Linked DNA regions of Homo sapiens: region 2 is linked to region 1. A link is a loop called in an ENCODE intact Hi-C map of the cell type or tissue named here. Cell type or tissue: PC-9. All regions are shown on one strand. Links, peaks and the distances in the headings refer to the core of each region. The heading gives the core; the rest is flanking DNA. Region 1 has its middle 62 kb from the start of CEP126. Region 2 overlaps LOC102723838 (a long non-coding RNA gene).

What was found. A loop is a pair of places that touch in the nucleus more often than their neighbours do. Peaks named below come from ENCODE experiments on the same cell type or tissue, not always from the same donor. Only the 100,000 strongest peaks of a DNase experiment are listed, where the experiment ranks them.
Region 2: it touches region 1 in a loop (14-fold over the local background); 9 of 110 quality-filtered maps call a loop at or near these places.

Annotation. Positions count from the first base shown.
Region 1 is chr11:101,847,685-101,858,134 of GRCh38, reverse strand. No RefSeq gene overlaps it. Among named protein-coding and RNA genes, the nearest start is that of CEP126, 62 kb to the left of the region's middle. In PC-9, for the core only: a CTCF peak has its summit at 5,697 (motif pointing left); a DNase peak (open chromatin) is centred at 5,664; H3K4me3 peaks cover 780 bases.
Region 2 is chr11:102,490,266-102,500,715 of GRCh38, reverse strand. It overlaps LOC102723838 (a long non-coding RNA gene), which reads right to left. Exons shown (of 3, transcript NR_135076.1): 2 at 6,852-6,936; 3 at 1,915-2,209. Among named protein-coding and RNA genes, the nearest start is that of MMP7, 35 kb to the left of the region's middle. In PC-9, for the core only: CTCF peaks have their summits at 4,921 and 5,123 (motif pointing right); DNase peaks (open chromatin) are centred at 5,125, 6,285 and 6,995; H3K27ac peaks cover 462 bases.

The DNA.
Region 1 (10,450 bases), core at 3,531-8,530:
ATACCCAGTAATGGGATGGCTGGGTCAAATGGTATTTCTAGTTCTAGATCCCTGAGGAATCGCCACACTGACTTCCACAATGCTTGAACTAGTTTACAGTCCCACCAACAGTGTAAAAATGTTCCTATTTCTCCACATCCTCTCCAGCACCTGTTGTTTCCTGACTGTTTAATGATCGCCATTCTAACTGGTGTGAGATGGTATCTCATTGTGGTTTTGATTTGCATTTCTCTGATGGCCAATGATGGTGAGCATTTTTTCATGTGTCTTTTGGCTGCATAAATGTCTTCTTTTGAGAAGTGTCTGTTCATGTCCTTCACACAGTTTTTGATGGGGTTGTTTGCTTTTTTCTTGTAAATTTGTTTGAGTTCATTGTAGATTCTGGATATTAGCCCTTTGTCAGATGAGTAGGTTGCAAAAATTTTCTCCCATTTTGTAGGTTGCCTGTTCACTGTGATGGTAGTTTCTTTTGCTGTGCAGAATCTCTTTAGTTTAATTAGATCCCATTTGTCAATTTTGGCTTTTGTTGCCATTGCTTTTGGTGTTTTAGACATGAAGTCCTTGCCCATGCCTATGTCCTGAATGGTAATGCCTAGGTATTCTTCTAGGGTTTTTATGGTTTTAGGTCTAACGTTTAAGTCTTTAATCCATCTTGAATTAATTTTTGTATAAGGTGTAAGGAAGGGATCCAGTTTCAGCTTTCTACATATGGCTAGCCAGTTTTCTCAGCACCATTTATTCAATGGGGAATCCTTTCCCCATTGCTTGTTTTTCTCAGGTTTGTCAAAGATCAGATAGTTGTAGATAAGTGGCGTTATTTCTGAGGGCTCTGTTCTGTTCCATTGATCTATATCTCTGTTTTGGTACCAGTACCATGCTGTTTTGGTTACTGTAGACTTGTAGTATAGTTTGAAGTCAGGTAGTATGATGCCTCCAGCTTTGTTCTTTTGGCTTAGGATTGACTTGGCGATGCTGGCTCTTTTTTGGTTCCATATGAACTTTAAAGTAGTTTTTTCCAATTCTGTGAAGAAAGTCATTGGTAGCTTGATGGGGATGGCATTGAATCTATAAATTACCTTGGGCAGTATGGCCATTTTCACAATATTGATTCTTCCTACCCATGAGCATGGAATGTTCTTCCATTTGTTTGTATCCTCTTTTATTTCATTGAGCAGTGGTTTTTAGTTCTCCTTGAAGAGGTCCTTCACGTCCCTTTTAAGATGGATTCCTAGGTATTTTATTCTCTTTGAAGCAATTGTGAATGGGAGTTCACTCATGATTTGGCTCTCTGTTTGTCTGTTATTGATGTATAAGAATGCTTGTGATTTTTGTACATTGATTTTGTATCCTGAGACTTTGCTGAAGTTGCTTATCAGCTTAAGGAGATTTTGGGCTGAGACAGTGGGGTTTTCTAGATATCCAATCATGTCATCTTCAAACAGGGACAATTTGACTTCCTCTTTTCCTAATTGAATACCCTTTATTTCCTTCTCCTGCCTAATTGCCCTGGCCAGAACTTCCAACACTATGTTGAATAGGAGTGGTGAGAGAGGGCATCCCTGTCTTGTGCCAGTTTTCAAAGGGAATGCTTCCAGTTTTTGCCCATTCAGTATGATATTGGCTGTGGGTTTGTCATAGATAGCTCTTATTATTTTGAGATACGTCCCATCAATACCTAATTTATTGAGAGTTTTTAGCATGAAGCGTTGTTGAATTTTGTCAAGGCCTTTTCTGCATCTATTGAGATAATCATGTGGTTTTGGTCTTTGGTTCTGTTTATATGCTGGGTTACGTTTATTGATTTGCGTATATTGAACCAGCTTTGCATCCCAGGGATGAAGCCCACTTGATCATGGTGGATAAGCTTTTTGATGTGCTGCTGGATTCTGTTTGCCAGTATTTTATTGAGGATTTTTGCATCAATATTCATCAAGGATATTGGTCTAAAATTCTCTTTTTTGGTTGTGTCTCTGCCTGGCTTTGGTATCAGGATGATGCTGGCCTCATAAAATGAGTTAGGGAGGATTCCCTCTTTTTCTATTGATTGAAATAGTTTCAGAAGGAATGGTACCAGTTCCTCCTTGTACCTCTGGTAGAATTCAGCTGTGAATCCATCTGGTCCTGGACTCTTTTTGGTTGGTAAGCTATTGATTATTGCCACAATTTCAGATCCTGTTATTGGTCTATTCAGAGATTCAACTTCTTCCTTGTTTAGTCTTGGGAGGGTGTATGTGTTGAGGAATTTATCCATTTCTTCTAGATTTTCTAGTTTATTTGTGTAGAGGTGTTCGTAGTATTCTCTGATGGTAGTTTGTATTTCTGTGGGATTGGTGGTGATATCCCCTTTATCATTTTTTATTGCGTCTATTTGATTCTTCTCTCTTTTCTTCTTTATTAGTCTTGCTAGTGGTATATCAATTTTGTTGATCCTTTCAAAAAACCAGCTCCTGGATTCATTGATTTTTTTGAAGGGTTTTTTGTGTCTCTATTTCCTTCAGTTCTGCTCTGATCTTAGTTATTTCTTGCCTTCTGCTAGCTTTTGAATGTGTTTGCTCTTGCTTTTCTAGTTCTTTTAATTGTGATGTTAGGGTGTTAATTTTGGATCCTTCCTGCTTTCTCTTGTGGGCATTTAGTGCTATAAATTTCCCTCTACACACTGCTTTGAATGTGTCCCAGAGATTCTGGTATGTTGTGTCTTTGTTCTTGTTGGTATCAAAGAACATCTTTATTTCTGCCTTCATTTCCTTATGTAGCCATTAGTCATTCAGGAGCAGGTTGTTCAGTTTCCATGTAGTTGAGCAGTTTTGAGTGAGTTTCTTAATCCTGAGTTCTAGTTTGATTTCACTGTCGTCTGAGAGACAGTTTGTTATAATTTCTGTTCTTTTACATTTGCTGAGGAGAGCTTTACTTCCAACTATGTGGTCAATTTTGGAATAGGTGTGGTGTGGTGCTGAAAAAAATGTATATTCTGTTGATTTGGGGTGAAGAGTTCTGTAGATGTCTATTAGGTCCGCTTGGTGCAGAGCTGAGTTCAATTCCTGGATATCCTTGTGAACTTTCTGTCTCGTTGATCTGTGTAATATTGACAGTGGGGTGTTAAAATCTCCCATTATTATTGTGTGGGAGTCTAAGTGTCTTTGTAGGTCACTCAGGACTTGCTTTATGAATCTGGCTGCTCCTGTACTGGGTGCATATATATGTAGGATAGTTAGCTCTTCTTGTTGAATTGATCCCTTTACCATTATGTAATGGCCTTCTTTGTCTCTTTTGATCTTTGTTGGTTTAAAGTCTGTTTTATCAGAGACTAGGATTGCAACCCCTGCCTTTTTTTGTTTTCCATTTGCTTGGTAGATCTTCCTCCATCCTTTTATTTTGAGCCTATGTGTGTCTCTGCACGTCAGATGGGTTTCCTGAATACAGCACAGTGATGGGTCTTGACTCTTTATTCAATTTGCCAGTCTGTGTCTTTTAATTGGAGCATTTAGTCCATTTACATTTAAAGTTAATATTTTTACTTGTGAATTTGATCCTGTCATTATGATGTTAGCTGGTTATTTTGCTCGTTAGTTGATGCAGTTTCTTCCTAGCCTCGATAGTCTTTACAATTTGGCATGATTTTGCAGTGGCTGGTACTGGTTGTTCCTTTCCATGTTTAGTGCTTCCTTCAGGACCTTTTTTAGGGCAGGCCTGGTGGTGACAAAATCTCTTAGCATTTGCTTGTCTGTAAAGTATTTTATTTCTCCTTCACTTATGAAGCTTAGTTTGGCTGGATATGAAATTCTGGGTTGAAAATTCTTTTCTTTAAGAATGTTGAATATTGGCCCCTACTCTCTTCTGGCTTGTAGAGTTTCTGCTGAGAGATCCCCTGTTAGTCTGATGTGCTTCCCTTTGTGGGTAACCCGACCTTTCTCTCTGGCTGCCCTTAACATTTTTTCCTTCATTTCAACTTTGGTGAATCTGACAATTATGTGTCTTGGAGTTGCTCTTCTTGAGGAGTATCTTTGTGGCGTTCTCTATATTTCCTGAATCTGGATGTTGGCCTGCCTTGCTAGATTGGGGGAGTTCTCCTGGATAATATCTTGCAGAGTGTTTTCCAACTTGGTTCCATTCTCCCCGTCATTTTCAGGTACACCAATCAGACGTAGATTTGGTCTTTTCACATAGTCCCATACTACTTGGAGGCTTTATTCGTTTCTTTTTATTCTTTTTTCTCTAAACTTCCCTTCTCACTTCATTTCATTCATTTCAACTTTCATCACTGATACCCTTTCTTCCACTTGATCGCATCGGCTCCTGAGGCTTCTGCATTATTCACATAGTTCTCGAGCCTTGGCTTTCAGCTCCATCAGCTCCTTTAAGCACTTCTCTGTATTGGTTATCCTAGTTATACATTCGTCTAAATGTTTTTCAAAGTTTTTAACTTCTTTGCCTTTGGTTTGAATTTCCTCCTGTAGCTCAGAGTAGTCTGATCATCTGAAGCCTTCTTCTCTCAACTTGTCAAAGTCATTCTCCGTCCAGCTTTGTTCCATTGCTGGTGAGGAACTGTATTCCTTTGGAGGAGGAGAGGTACTCTGCTTTTTAGAGTTTTCAGTTTTTCTGCTCTGTTTTTTCCCCATCTTTGTGGTTTTATCTACTTTTGGTCTTTGATGATGGTGATGTACAGATGGGTTTTTGGTGTGGATGTCCTTTCTGTTTGTTAGTTTTCCTTCTAACAGACAGGACCCTCAGCTGCAGGTCTGTCGGAGTTTGCTAGAGGTCCACTCCAGACCCTGTTTGCCTTGGTATCAGCAGCAGTGGCTGCAGAACAGCGGATTTTCGTGAACCGCAAATGCTGCTGTCTGATCGTTCCTCTGGAAGTTTTGTCTCAGAGGAGTACCCGGCCGTGTGAGGTATCAGTCTGCCCCTACTAGGGGTGCCTCCCAGTTAGGCTGCTCGGGGGTCAGGGGTCAGGGACCCACTTGAGGAGGCAGTCTGCCTGTTCTCAGATCTCCACCTGCGTGCTGGGAGAACCACTGCTCTCTTCAAAGTTGTCAGGCAGGGACATTTAAGTCTGCAGAGGTTACTGCTGTCTTTTTGTTTGTCTGTGCCCTGCCCCCAAGAGGTGGAGCCTACAGAGGCAGGCAGGCCTGCTTGAGCTGTGGTGGGCTCCACCCAGTTCGAGCTTCCTGGCTGCTTTGTTTACCTAATTAATCCTGGGCAATGGCGGGCACCCCTCCCCCAGTCTCAGTGCCACCTTGCAGTTTGATCTCAGACTGCTGTGCTAGCAATCAGCGAGACTCCGTGGGCGTAGGACCCCCTGAGCCAGGTGTGGGATATAACCTCCTGGTGTGCCATTTTTTAAGCCCGTCGGAAAAGCGCAGTATTAGCGTGGAAGTGACCCGATTTTCCAGGTGCAGTCTGTCACCCCTTTCTTTGACTAGGAACGGGAACTCCCTGACCCCTTGTGCTTCTCGAGTGAGGTAATGCCTTGCCCTGCTTCAGCTCGCGCACGGTGTGCTGCACCCACTGTCCTGCGCCCACTGTCTGGCACTCCCTAGTGAGATGAACCCGGTACCTCAGATGGAAATGCAGAAATCACCCGTCTTCTGCGTCGCTCATGCTGAGAGCTGTAGACCGGAGCTGTTCCTATTCGGGCATCTTGGCTCGCTAGTTCCTCCCAGTGGTCATTTTCCAGTCCTCAAATGTATAATTGGTTTTGCCATACTTGGTGGTTGGTAGAACACCCTCCTTGGATTCACAGCCTGTTGGGGAAAGCTATTATTGTGGAAAGGTCAAGAGGAAGCACCTGAAATCACCCTATGCAATACCAGCCATGATGGTAAATGAAAAGCAAAATCACATATTACAAGGGGACAGGGAATAGTGGAGATGAATGTCACTGTTGAAGATCTAAAGGATGTAGAAGTGGTAGCCATATCATAGATCTTTTCAATTTACCACTCTGGCCTCTGCAGAAACCATATGGATCTGGGAGGGTAACTATAACTAACTACTACAAGCTTGACCACGTACTAGCCCCAGTTGCAGCTGTCATGTCAGGTATGGTATTTATGCTAGGCTAGATTAATATGGCTGCTATCCCAATGAGAAAAGAGGATCAGAAACAGTTATCACTGAGTAGACAAAAATACAGATTTATGGTTTTCTCCAGGCTATGTTAACTTTTTCTCCCTCAGTCTTCTCATAGTCCAAAGAGATCTGGATCATCTAGACATCCTGGAAAAATCATGTGCTAAAGTATCATGTTGATGACAGTTATGTTGATCAGTGCTGCAGACTGAAGGTTTGTGTCCCACCAAATTCATATATTGAAATCCCGACCCTTAATGTGATGGTATTAGCAAGTGGGGGCTTTGGCAAGTGATGAGATCATGAAGGCAAATACCTCATGGATGGGATTAGTACTCTTATAAAAGAGACCCTGAGAGCTTGATTCTTTTACCATTTGGGGACACTGAAAAGATGGCTGTCTGTAACTGTAAAGAGGGCCCTCACCAGAACTGGATCATGCTGGCACCCTGATTTTGCACTTCTCGCCTCCAGAATTGTAAGAAATAAGTTTCTGTTTATAAGCCACCCAGTTTGTAGTAATTTGTTACAGCAGCCTAAACTAAGACAATTAGGTGGAATGAACAAGAGGTGGGTAGCATACAGGAGGCCTTTATAAGACACACACACCTCAGAGGCTGGGAGATAAACCCTATGAGGATTCAGGGACTTGTCACATTCATGAAGTTTTAGGAGTCCAGTGGTCAATGGTATTCTGGGACATTCCCTCCAAAGTAAAAGATAAATTATTGCAGCTTCCACCTTCTACCACAAGGAAGAAAGTCCAATATCTGGTGGGCCCCTTGATCAGACAGTAGAAGAGGTAGGGAGCAGGCCTGAAGAGGCCATGTGTCATTTTCCAGGGAGGATCCATATGCATTGTCTTTTAGCATAAGGCAGTAATAGTTGAATGATCGGCTTAAAAAAGGGGGTGGGGAAAATGTACATTATGTAGCAAAATAATCTCATCATAGTGTCAAGTATCTAGAATATCTTAATCTTCGAAGCCATCAGTCTCTTTTTCTGAGTGCTAATTTGGACTTATCAGTTACCTTAATGAGGAGAAAGCATTAGGGAGTAATATGCCTCAATGAGGAGAAAGCATTAGGGAATAATATGCCTCAATTTAACCTACAAATGGACATTGTTTATAATTTTAGCTAATATTAATCTGTTACCATGTATTCACCATGGTTCCACAGAGAAACACAACTGGTAGGAGATTAAAATACATAATAATACATAACATACTAAATATATAATACATTGAAATACATAATGCCCATTTGCCCCTCCACCCTTTTTTTATGAGAGACAGAGATTTTTAAGGAATTGGCTTGTGTGCTTTTGGAGGCTGGCAAGTCCAAAATCTACAGCGTGGAAATTTAGGGGACAGTTAATGCTGGAGTTTGAGTCCAAAAGCAGTCTGCTGGCAGAATTCCCTTTTTCTGGGGGAGATAAGTCTTTTTCTTTTTATAATATATACATATATATTTTATTTATTTTTGAGATGGAGTCTTGCTCTGTTGCCGAGGCTGGAGTGCAGTTGTGGGATCTCGGCTCACTGCAACCTCCGCCTCCCGGGTTCAATAAATTCTCCTGCCTCAGCCTCCTGAGTAGCTGGGATTACAGGTGCCCGCCACCACGTCTGGCTAATTTTTGTATTTTTGTTAGAGACGGGGTTTCACCATGTTGGTCAGGCTGGTCTCGAACATCTGACCTCATGATCCGCCTGCCTCGGCCTCCCAAAGTGCTGGAATTACAGGCAGGAGCCACCGCGCCTAGCCTACATATATATTTTAACTGGACAGATAAATTATATGTATTCATCATGTACAACATGAAATTTTGAAGTATATATAAATTGTGGAGTGGTTAAATCTAGCAAATTAACAAATATATTACCTTACATAGTTACCATTTTTGTGGTGAGAACACCTAACATTCACTCTCTTTGCATTTTTCAAGAACTGTATATGTTGTCATTAACTATAGTTACCATGCTGTGCAATGCTCTTGAACTTATTCCTCCTATCTAACTATAATTAATAATGTATCCTTTGACCAATATTGCCCCAATTCTCCTTCCCCAACAACCACCCCAGCCTGTTAACCACAACTCTACTCTCTAATTCTATGAGATCAACTTTTTTAGATTACACATATTTTCTATGAAGGCCTTCAACTGATTGGATGAGACCTGCCCACATTATAGAGGGTAATCTCTTTTACTCAGTCTATTGATTTCAATATTAATCTCATTTAAGGTATACCTTTACACAAATTTCTAGAATAATGATTGACTAAATAACTAGGTACCATGGCCTAGCCATGTTGACATATAAAATTAACCATCACATCACAAAACATAGTTATCTTCCTTAGTCTGGACAACCCCTTCATTTTACAGATGAGAAAACATAGAAATGAAGTGACCTGCATCAGGCTCCGTGGCAAGATATTGACCAACTGGCACTCTTAACTCCTTCCATGATACCGTAATCTACAGATTCCCATATGGGAACATCTGGAATGTAAACATGTTCACTTTCTGCAGTTGAGTTACTTTCCTACTTTATAACGTTACTTATAGTACACATGTAGGTTCCCAACACAGGACTAACAATAGTCACAACAGACATAAAAACAAAAACCCACAATTTGTGAAATAATGGAATTCTTAGCTCACAGCCTATTTGAGGCTTTCTCTTCATCTAATTTATGGTAATACCTAGGAATATTAGCTATCCATATTTATATCAATCAACATTTGTGAATTTTGTTGTTGAACATATACTTAAAAACTGGCCATAAACACCAGCAGCTGCCCATGTGTCATTTCTAAGGTCAATAAATTATAAAGTAATACTGGTGACATTCAGTAGGTGATGTAGTCTATTTGAGTGTCTCTGTATCAGTAGCAATGCTTAAGTGCCTTGTTACATGTTGTCCTACTTTTTGGAAGGTGAGAGAGTTGTCCAACCTTTTTGAAAGGTGAAACACATGTTGGTCTCTTCCATAGGTTCTGCATATTGCTTCCATGGGAACAGAAGTACAACCACAGCCAGAGTGGTAGAATAATGATCTACATTTTTCTATACAAGTCCTAATCTTCCTCCTAATGTATCTATGTATATGTGTATCTAGGTACATGAATACATATGATTTTGCTTCTCCCTGCCTTTCTGTTTTGACACCAGTTGTATTTAAGTGAGCATTGTACTTTTAAAAGTGAAATGCTCACTTAAATATGAGTCGTGGCAAAACAGAAGCTCATCTGCTTTCTCTACTTCAATGCCTTTGTTAAAGAATAATCTCTACTCTGGTTCCTGACAACCTTAGCTTTAGTGATGTGGCTAAGTGTCCTATATCCTTAGACCTGAGGATGACAGTGGGCCAAACTCTGCATGTAAATGAGCGCTCCTCACAATCCTGTTTGTGTATTTCCCCAAAGCATATTTTATGATATGCCTTACCTATGTTCCAGATTTGTATGATGGTTCAATGTTTTTCTAAGGTTTTAAATTTTAAAGTGAAACATATTTATTGAAAACAATAGCAAAGAGTTAAGTTTAAAACAAAGTATGACATAGTTACATGAAATTCTCAAAATGTCCACCAGCAGGTGGCAATATAATCCTAAATATTACTGGTAATAAAAAATTACATTTATAGACGATGAAAATAATATTAAATCCATAGATTAAATTCAGTTTTACGCATATGATTTTTCTAGATGAAGAATTTTCTTTTTATGTCCACTTAAAAGCCATAAACTTCATTCATTTCATGACTTTAAAAATATATAGTAACATTAGAATACATCTTTAATAATAAAATCAAACTCAATTATATATATTGATTCTGAATTTATGAGAATTCATAAATTCTCCCATGTTCAGGCCATTTCAATTAAATAAGAATCTGAGGGTTCAATCTAGGTATTGGCAATTTTTTTTCTTCAATTTTAATGTTAAGTTCAGGGATACATGTGCAGGATGTGCAGATTTGTTACATAGGTAAACGTGTGGCATGGTGGTTTGCTGCACAGATGGTATTGGTAATTTTTAAAGCTCCTAGTGTGATTTTTAATCTGAAGCTAGGGTTAAAAGTCACTGGTTTAGATCAGTTCTTCTTAGTTGACCTCAGTGCACCTGGGCCGTTGTTGGCTTTCTTACCTCTCCAGTTGATGCTGACACACACTAAAGTTTGAGAATGGCTATATGCAAATATTGTTTATTTCAAAGGTTCAAAATACCTGCACTTAAATGTCTGGTCTTTATTCATTAGGAAAGTCCTTCTAAAATCAGGTGCTTTCCCCAACTAATTAAAAAATCGTAGACACTTTTGCAACTAGCTGCTAATGTTTGGATCTGAACACTTCTCTAACTTAAAGCACTAA
Region 2 (10,450 bases), core at 2,936-7,935, 640 kb before region 1:
GAATTATCAGTTCTATTTTTTAGTATATTTTAAACATATTTTTTAAATGTATAAATATAGTATAAACATATGTTTAGGTGTGGAATGATAAAGAACAAAATAGTATGCATGGTCATATCCAGGTTTTCCTTATATGTGTTTTTATAATGGACAGGAATTTATTTTGTAATAATAACACCATAAAATATTTTTCAAAAGCACATAAAAAATAATTATCACAAAGTTTCTTTAGGCAAAAAGTTTCCTTAATAAGGAAGAGAAAGTTAGAAACAGGATATCTCATCTGAAAAATGAAGTGTGACTGTTAGGAAGAAACAATAACACAAGTTACCATGGAATAAAAGTGTCTTTTAAAAATGTTTGTATTAAAAAGGAACCAGCTATTTATCATTGCAGAGTTAATAATTTAGTGAAGAAATTATAGCTATTCCAGGTTTAGTTTTATTAGGCTGAAAGAAATCATTTTTAATAACACATCACCGTTGTAGAACTTCTTTTCTTCAACTTCATGTCTTCTGGAATGTTCTTGACAATAATTAAACTATATTTAACCACACATAGCAATGCACTTCATGTGACTATAGATGAACAAACTAAGCCATTGCTAGGGCTTGAATGTTTGTCTCTTCCCAAACTCATGTTGAAACTTAAACGTCATTCTAACAGTATTAAGAGGTGGAAGCTTTAAGAAGTGACAAAGCTGTGGGGGCTCTGTCCTCATGAGTGGATTAATGCCATTATTGCAGGAGGGAGTTTGTTATCATGGGAATTATAAAAAAACAAGTTTGGCTCACTCTCTCGTTCTCTCTCGCTCGCTCTCTCTCTCTCTCCCTCCCTCTTGCTTTCCACCATAGAATGATACAGCAAGAAAGTCCTCACCGGATGCCAGTCCCTTGATTTTGAGCTTCCCATCCTCCAGACTCTGCAGATGTCAATTTTTGTTCTTTATATATTACCCAGTCTGTGGTATCTTGTTATAGCAGCACAAAACAGACTAAGACAGCCACTGAAAAGGCCAACTCATTTTCTCCTGGTGTTTAGATAGGATGGCATAGACTACTAGATGCCTACTCAAACATTCATTCTCCACTTCTTTTTTTTTTTTTTTTTTTTTGGAGAGCCCCAATTTTTAGCTAAGAATATTGCCATTGTAAATCAAAGACCATTTCTCAAACTTTCTTAACAGCAAGTATACAGGAATGTGATGTGGGATATCTAGGAAAGCTTAAAGGGACTCTGTTGGTCTTATGCTTTTCTGCTTTTCTTACATTTTGCAGCCTGAAAAGCTAGCAAATTTTATTTCTCTTTTATCTAACAGTCCAGCAGTGCACAGACCTGGGCGGGTGCGGGAGCTCTCCTCAATATGAGGCTCCCAAGCTTGCTCTGCTTGTCTCTGATTTCCAGCCAGCAGTCAGAAATATAGAGAGAAATGAAATTCTATTTTTTAAGCCACTGCATATCTACATCCCCTTGTCAAGAAGCTTAGCTCATTCTCTACTGATGTTAGTCCTCAAAGGACTGCATGGAGCAGGGGCCACTGCTGGTATGAAACTCCGGCACAGAGCTCTTCTGTAAAAGTGAAATGAACTATCTTTTCTTTAAATCATTAGGTTCTGGGGTCTGTAGCCTATTCTAAATAATGCATATAGCAAATAGATCAGGCACACCTATCTTGCACCAGCAGGAAGAAGGCTATGAAATCTGAACAGCCTTCTACAAGCACATATTTCTAACACTTGCAAAAAGTAGAGAATAATGAGTAAAGGACAATAGACAAAGAATTGCTCACAGAAAATGGAACAAGTTCTAACCAAGAATGTATTCCATTGCCAGGGCAAGGAGTCTGTTTTTCTGCCCATTAGAATTTCGCCATTGTTATAAACCACTGAGTCCTGCTCATTTCCCATTTCCCAATTTTCCATTTGTGAAAGAGAGATTTTATTGCAGATATACCATTCTACAACATCATTACATACTGGATGTAGGTGTGGGAGGCAAGAGCCACCCTGTCACTTGATGGAGAGGACAGCACATCACCCAGAGATCCTGGACTTGGAGATGGATGCAGCACCCAGACAGGACTTTGGGTTGTTGGTATGTGGTGATTACGCTCCACTGCTGAGAAAAAATGGTGAGCCTGGCTACATGGAGGGCCAAAGGAGTGGGCTGTGATGGATCACTATTTTCTCCAGTATCCATTCTCCTCTTCCTTTCAAAAATAGAAACACCAAGTTTTAGTTAAATACATGGCCAAGAGCTACAGACCAGAATTCCCCAGCCTCACTGGTCTCTTCCTCCAACCAAGTCTAGGCCAACAGAATGTAAGCAGACGTGAGGTGTGCAACTCCTGTGTTGCCTCTGTAAAAATGAAGCATCTGCTGGATGCAGTGGCTCATGCCTGTAATCCAAGCACTTTGGGAGGCCAAGGCAGGTAGATCACCTGAGGTCAGGAGTTTGAGACGAGACTGACCAACATGGCAAAACCCCGTCTCTACTAAAAAGACAAAAATTAGCCAGGCATGGTGGCAGGCGCCTGTAATCCCAGCTACTTGGGAGGCTGAGGCAGGAGGATGGCTTGAACCTGGGAGGCGGAGGTTGCAGTGAGCCAAGATCATGCTGTTGCACTACAGCCCACCAGCCTAGGCAACAAGAATGAAACTTCATCTCAAAAAAAAAAAAAAAAAAAAGCATTGTCCCCAGGACATTCTCATTCCTCCTTCCCAGCCCCTGGAAAATGGCAGCTGCTGGACAACTAGGAAAGCCTTAAATAAGTTGAAATTTTAATTTACAGCCAATAGTTCAGGTACACAGGCTGGTACCAAACTGTAAAGGAATGCTGAACAATAAGGATAATGTACTAACTCTGTAATCTGTCTCTGTCCATTCCATTTTAAAATTCTGAGATATCCTCTTTTTGTTACGAACATAGCCTTTCTTTTGTAAAATGATGGTAATAATAGGCCATAGATTATTTTTGATGTTCTTGCTTTACAAAATAAGTGTCAGCATCCCAGTTTTTAAAAAATGATATTAATCCATGAAATCCAAAAATCTGGGAACCATCACAATAGGATACAGTGACAAGGAAGTCTTTAGGTACAGAACTTACAAGATCAAATATATTCTCTAGGAAGTCAACTAAAACGTCAGTCTAGTGAGTTATGAATTCTACTATCCATAATCCTGTCAGAAAATGGTGGGAGAGCAGCGCTAGCAAAGACTATAAAAACTATTTACTAAGATAGCAAAGTACCATTAAAGAGAAATTCCTCCTTTCATGTGATTTTCTTCACTATTATTTACAAGTCTGTTTACAACATATTTTTAGAAGACATAATTAATATTCAGATATTTCATCAACAATGAAGTCCTTATAAGTAAATCCAGAGAATTACAATTTGTTCTGAGAACCACACAGGGAATGTGATTTCACTATCATTCTTAGTCATTCAACAAGCATTCATTGAGCCAGGAACTTGGGGAATGAAGAAGGATACAAAGATAAAAAAAAAACACATAGATCCTGCCTTCAAGAATATCAAAGTCTGATGAATAACATGGCTATGTAAAAAATAACTATAACACATTTTGGCTGGGCGCAGTGTCTCACACCTGTAATCGCCGCACTTTGGGAGGCCAAGTGGGGGGGGGGCGGGTGAATCATTTGCGGTCAGGAGTTCGAGACCAGCCTGGCCAACATGGCAAAACCCCAACTCTACTAAAAATACAAAAATTAGCCAGGCGTGGTGGGGCACACCTGTAATCACAGATACTTGGGAGGCTGAGGCAGGAGAATTGCTTGAACCCAGGAGGCGGAAGTTGTAGTGAGCCGAGATTGCACCACCACTGCACTCCAGCCTGGGTGACAGAACAAGACTCCGTCTCAAAAAAAAAAAAAAACTATAATACATTTTCAGAGTTATAATAGATGATATACAATGTGAGAGGGAGAAAGTCCTAACACTGGGATTCTATAAGTTGATTTTTTGTTTGTTTGTTTGTTTGTTTGTTTGTTTTTTGAGACGGAGTTTCACTCTTGTTGCCCAGGCTGGAGTGCAATGGCGCGATCTCAGCTCACTGCAACCTCTGCCTCCCGGGTTCAAGCTATTCTCCTGCTTCAGCCTCCGGAGTAAGCTGGGATTACAGGCACGTGCCACCACACCCAGCTAATTTTGTATTTTTAGTAGAGGCGGGGTTTCTCCGTGTTAGTCAGGCTGGTCTGAAACTCCCAACCTCAGGTGATACGCCCACCTCAGCTTCCCAAAGTGCTGGGATTACAGGCGTGAGCCACCGCGCCCGGCGTGGGATTCTGTAAGTTGTTTTCGTGAGTTTCTAAGCTACATTCTATCAATTCTAGCATGCCGCACACAGGTCCAAAACTCCAGTTTGACATAAAGTGTTTGGGATAAGCAGAATCTTTCTAACAGGCTTGAGGACCTCCCCCCCCACCACCACAGCCTGGAAATACTTTATTTTCTTGTGAGATAGCCTAAGACTCTTCTTGCCTAATCTTTCTTCCTTCAGATTCCAGACCTGCATCAGAGTCTGAAAGCTCTCCCTACCTAGTCCACTCCTTCACCCGTTATCCTTCACAGGTGTTTCCCCAAAAACCTCTTTTATGTCGAATCCGATCCTCTTGGTATCAGCTTTTAGAGAACTTGAATTAACAGAAGGAGTGTCCAGTTATCGAACATTGCATAAAAAGAACCCTAAACCGTAGCTCAAAACAACAATCATTTTATTATGTCTCATGATTTGGTAGGCCAGGAGTTCAGGCAAGGCTGCCCTAGGTGATCCTTTTGTTCTGTGGGGCCGATGGGCTGGTTGGGAGGGGCTGGGATGGCTTCAATCACACGTCTGCTGCGTTGCTGGAGATAATTGGAAATCTGGGCTCAGCTGGGACTGTCAACCATACTGCCTGCTCATGGCATCTTCTCCACCATGGAGGCTGTATGACTTTTAAGATCTAGCCATAGAAGTCATATAACCTCACTTCTGCCATACTCTTCTGATAAAAGTAATCAGAAACACAACCAGAGTTAAAATGAGGCAATATACACCTCCTCCTTGAAGCCGGGAATGCCAAAGAATTTGCTGTTATGTTTCTAAATCGCCACATGAGGGCACCCTTTCTCTTATGAAACCACTAAGTTTCATCAACTTCAGGAGACTATCATTCAAACCAGAAGAGATGTATTAATTCTAACCAAAAGAATACTTGCTACCACAAAAATGCTGTATGGATCAGCAAACATACGTTCTAGTTTATACCCTCTTTTGTCATTACAGTTCAATTGTCAATGCCCCAATCAACAAAAAGGGAATTCAGATCTAGTGCTTTACACTCCAGATGACGTGAATCTAAAGACCATGACCCTGGTGACCACATTAGTTTCTTTAACGGTAAAGTCTGTATTTCCTACAAGTATAGAAGGCTGTCATGAAACGTAAACCCTGGCCACTGACTCTGATCATTTTTGGTGTGCGAAACTGTTACTCCTTTGGTTACTAGCAAGCATACAGAGGAGAGTAAATTGCACCTGAGCCTAACCTCCGACTAAGGGGCTGCTGTGACCTACTGTTGCCTTTTGGAACTTTAACTGGGGAGGTAAAAAACATGGAGTTATGATTACCAAAGGATAATGAGTTAAACTTCAAAGGAATAACTCAGTCTTATATCCCTGTCATCTTTTGCTGAGGCATCTTCATAAAGACTAAGCACGTTACGACCATGCAGCAGTGACTTTCCTTGGTTACAAAGCAAGAGTGGATTTGCCATCCTAGTCGTTGATAATGGTGAACATCAAGTTTGTTTTGTGTGCACGCATATGTGCTAAACATTCACTTGAAAGATACCTTGAGAACTACTTTGGCATAATACAAATGCATTTGACAGGCTTTTTTGTCTTGCCTCTCAAATTAGCAAATTTCCCTAGCCCTGAATAAAACCAAGCAACTACAGTATATAGAAAAATTTAGGAACCCTAAATAATGGATTGAAATTCTATTCAAACTTAACACCTAATTGTACTTTTTTAGTTATCAGTAACTAGACTATGTCATTCAGGGATCAATCTACCTCAAAGTAAATAGATTAAAATATCTTAATCTAAGAAATCATTCAGTTATAAAAGATATGATTAACCTAGCACTTTTTTTTCAAGTTTTTCCTCCTCTACCATAATTTTGATATGAAAAGTGGAGTTCTTGGCAGAAAAAGCAGAGTCTATGTCTGAATCATTCAGAGAAACAATGGTTAGCACAGTTTAGCACATAAAAGTTGTCCAACAAATATTTGTTGAAGCCAGGCGCTGTGACTCACGCCTGTAATTCCAGCACTTTGGTCAAGGTGGGTGGATCACTTAAAACCGGGAGTTTGAGACCAGCCTGGCCAACATAGCGAAACCCCATCTCTACTAAAAATACAAAAAATTAACTGGGTGTGGTGATGCACACCGGCGACAGAGTGAGACTCTGCCTCAAAAAATAAATAAATAAAATAAAATATTTGTTGAATGATCGGTTGAATGAATGAATGGATAAGTGGTATTTATTTGTGTTAACTTACTCAGTTAGGATTTTCATTTACACAGCTTCCAGAAGGTAGTGGTAGAAATTAAAAATAATAGGTAAGATAGAGGCTAATTTAAATTTGAAATAGCTATATGGTGTCTATTCAGCTTGTTAACGATTAATACTTAGATGTTAATTATAATTTACTTAGGACAGATTTCCTTTGAACTTCATTTCTTACGTGTCCATATCAGACAATTAGGTCTTTTTAGGTAAACCCCGATATTCTGGTTATCTTAATAACCATTACATCACCAACAATGATTAAAAGGTATTACCTTAATTACTTTCAGGCAAGGAATTTATCCACTTTGTTCAGCAGCAAGAAGGGCACATGACACAGAGTAAGCACCCGTTAAATACCTGTTGAATAAGGCACTTAATTATTAAACTCCATTTCTCAATGTGAGTACATAACAAAGAATGTGCAGCCATCCCTAATCCACCCTACATACCTACATTCTGATCACTACAGCAACCCTGAAAAGTAGGTATTATTTTATTCATTTCATAAATTAGGAAATTCTCACGGCTGGGATGTGACAGCACTTGCATTTGAAGCTATATTTGTATGTTTCCAAAGTCTTTTTAATTGCCTCCCCAGGCGCAGTGGCTCACGCCTGTAATCCCAACACTTTGGGAAGCCGAGGTGGGTGGATCACCTGAGGTCAGGAGTTCGAGACCAGCCTTACCAACATGGTGAAGCCCCATCTTTATTAAAAAAGAAAAAAAATACTAAAATAAATTAGCCTAAAAAATTAGGTGGTGGCAGGTGACTCTAATCCCAGCTACTCGGGAGGCTGAGGCAGGAGAATTGCTTGAACCCAGGAGGTGGAGGTTGCAGTGAGCCAAGATCGTGCCACTGCACTCCAGCCTGGGCAACAGAGCCAGATTCTGTCCCGAAAAAATAAAATAATAATAATAATTGCCTCTCCGATAAGATAATCTTAAGGACATATACATATAGAAAACAAAAACAAACAACAATTACTGGATATCTGACTTTGTGTCTGGACTTAGTCATTTGCCTCGTGATTGTCCCTGATAGCCATGTTCAGGGACAATCTATTTTCATATAGAATCATCCATCAGGGCCCCGTACTGCCTTTTGGCTCCAAATTCTGCCTCTTGGGGTTTTCCTATTAATTGTTGTCAACACAAAGACCAGACCACCATTCCCTATTCAGCCTGGGTTTCCTGTCTTTTCACAAACCAATCATTCAGCCACCAACAAATAACCAGTCCTTGGTTCTTTTTTTAGTAGAGACGAAACCACACTCGGCTAGTCCTTGGTTCTTTGAAGAAAGACTATGCTTACCTGAAATAACAACACAGAATTGAGCTCTAGGCAAATTTGTCCTCATAACCCAATCACTTTCTCTGATGTGTCCTCAGAAAATGCAAAATATTTTAATACTGGCCTGATGATCATAATTCTTCTCTACTCCAAAATCCTAAAGATATTCTATGTTTTATTTTTAGTTGTTGAGACAGGGTCTTGCTCTGTCACCCAGTCTGGAGTGCAGTGCAGCCTCACTGTTGCCTCAACTTCCCAGGCTCAAGTGATCTTCCCACCTCAGCCTCCTGAGTAGCTGGGACCACAGACACATGCCACAACACCCAACGAATTTTTGTATTTTCTGTAGAGACGGGGTCTTATTATGTTGCCCAGGTTGGTCTTGAACTCCTGAGCTCAAGCAATCCTCTCACCTAGCCTCCCAAAGTGCTAGGATTACAAGCATGGGCTACCATGCCCGACCTATATATTTTTTTCTAGCAGTTACAATCTTTCATATTTAAGTCCTTACTTATTTTTACATCTCTCCCTTAGGTAGGAATCTAATTTTTATTTTTCCATAAAAACTAATTTTTTCTCCAAAATAGACCAAATTCTCATGTGCCTGTTTCTGGGTTCTATTCTGGTCTATTCGTATGTTCCTGTACCAGTACCACATTGGTTTACCTACTACGGCTGAGTAATATGTTTAAATATCTGGTGGAAAGGGGCTGTCCCCTCTTTTTCTTTTTTTTTTTTTTCTGATTGTCTTAGGCAGGGGTTAGGGAATTAGGGTTCATGGGCCCAACCCTATTCACTAACTATTTTAGTAAGTTTTATTAAAACACCACTACTCTAATTTGCTTCTTTTGAACACTGCAACAGCCAAATTGGGTAGTTGCATCCAGCCACCAAAGATTAAAATGTTTAATATCCAGTCTTTTGTAGAAAAAGTTGACCAATCCCTGGTCTTAATTTACTCATGGACATGTATACTTTTACATGAATTTCAGAATCATTTTGTAAACATTCCCAGTTCCAAGTTATTGATTGTAAGGAACAGAAACTGATTCCAAATTAATACAGAAATGAATTTTATTGGGAAAGATATCAGAGAGCTCAAAAATCAGAAAGAAGATTAGAGAAACAGGCTCAGAAAATGGGCAGGAACCATGGGAGGCTTGACAACAGAGAAGGCTACACTGCTGCAGAGAGCCTGGTTAGGACACCACCAGGATGCTGCCACAGAGAATGTTCTTGCAAACCGTCCCTGCATCACCCTACCACTCACACAAGCTTCAGAGTTCCAGAAAGGAGAATGTTATGTCCAAGTTAGGATTACATACTCATATCCTAGTCTCCAGAGAGAAAGAAGGTTCTGATTCTTCTCCTACTTCCACAGAGAGAGGCAGGGCTCTGCCCTCTATCAAGACTTACTCAATGGAGGGTTCGTTCAAAATATGAGAAGGCACATTCTCCCTAAAGTAGCTATAATTTTGCTTGGAATTGTCCTAAATTGAGGGAAAATGGTTATCCTTAAATACTGCTGCCTCATTCATGAAGATGATTTTTCTGATTATTAATTCAGGTTTCTTTTTGCCCTTTGGTAGAGTTTCAAAATGTTCTTCTGTGGTAGTCTTGTGAGTTTTTGTCTATTAAGTCTTGATATTTTACCGGGATTTGGGATTGTTTTAGACAGTATCTTCTTTTCTATTATCTTTTTAATTTTATTATTTCTAGTACTGAAAAATGTTGCTGACTTTTGTATATTGATCTTGCAATCCCCAAGCTTCTTATTACTTCTAAGAGTTTATTGATTTACTTTAATTTTCTATGTAAATAGTCATAGCAGTCATAACACTTGGAAATGACAATTTTATTTCCTCCAATCCAATCGTTATATTTCTTAGTGTTCTATGTCATGTTATTACATTGGCCTGAGCCTCCAGTGTGAGGCAGAACATTATGATAGCCAGTATTCTTGAATTATCCCTAATTTTAAAGCAAACATTTTTCAAGATTTTCCAGGTAAACAGTAAATACCTTTTTATCACATTAAGGAAATTTCTTTCTGTTCCTAGTTTTCTGCTAATTTAAATTGTAAATAAATATAGCACCTTATGGAATGCTTTTTATGCTCTGTTGAAATGTTCTAGGTATTTCTTTCTTTGGTTTCTTAATATGGGAAATCACATTAATAAATTTTTCAAATGTAGAATTATCTCCTTGCGGTCCTAAGAATTAACTATAACTGGTCATGGTATGCTATATTTTTAAATCATGATATATTATTTTAGTAATTACCAAATTCAGTTACCTAATGCATATTAGTATTCTTGCATTTCTGTTCAGAAGTGAGAACTATCTGTAATCTACTTTATTGCACTACTCTTATCAAGTTTTGATATTAGGGTTATATTGGCTTCATAAAAGGAATTAGAAGTCTTTTTTTTTTTTTTTTGGCAGAGTCTCGCTCTGTTGCCCAGGCTGGAGTGCAGTGGCATGATCTCAGTTCATTGCAACCTCCACCTCCTGGGTTCAAGCAATTCTCCTGCCTCAGCCTCCTGAGTAGCTGGGACTACTGGCATGCACCACAACGCC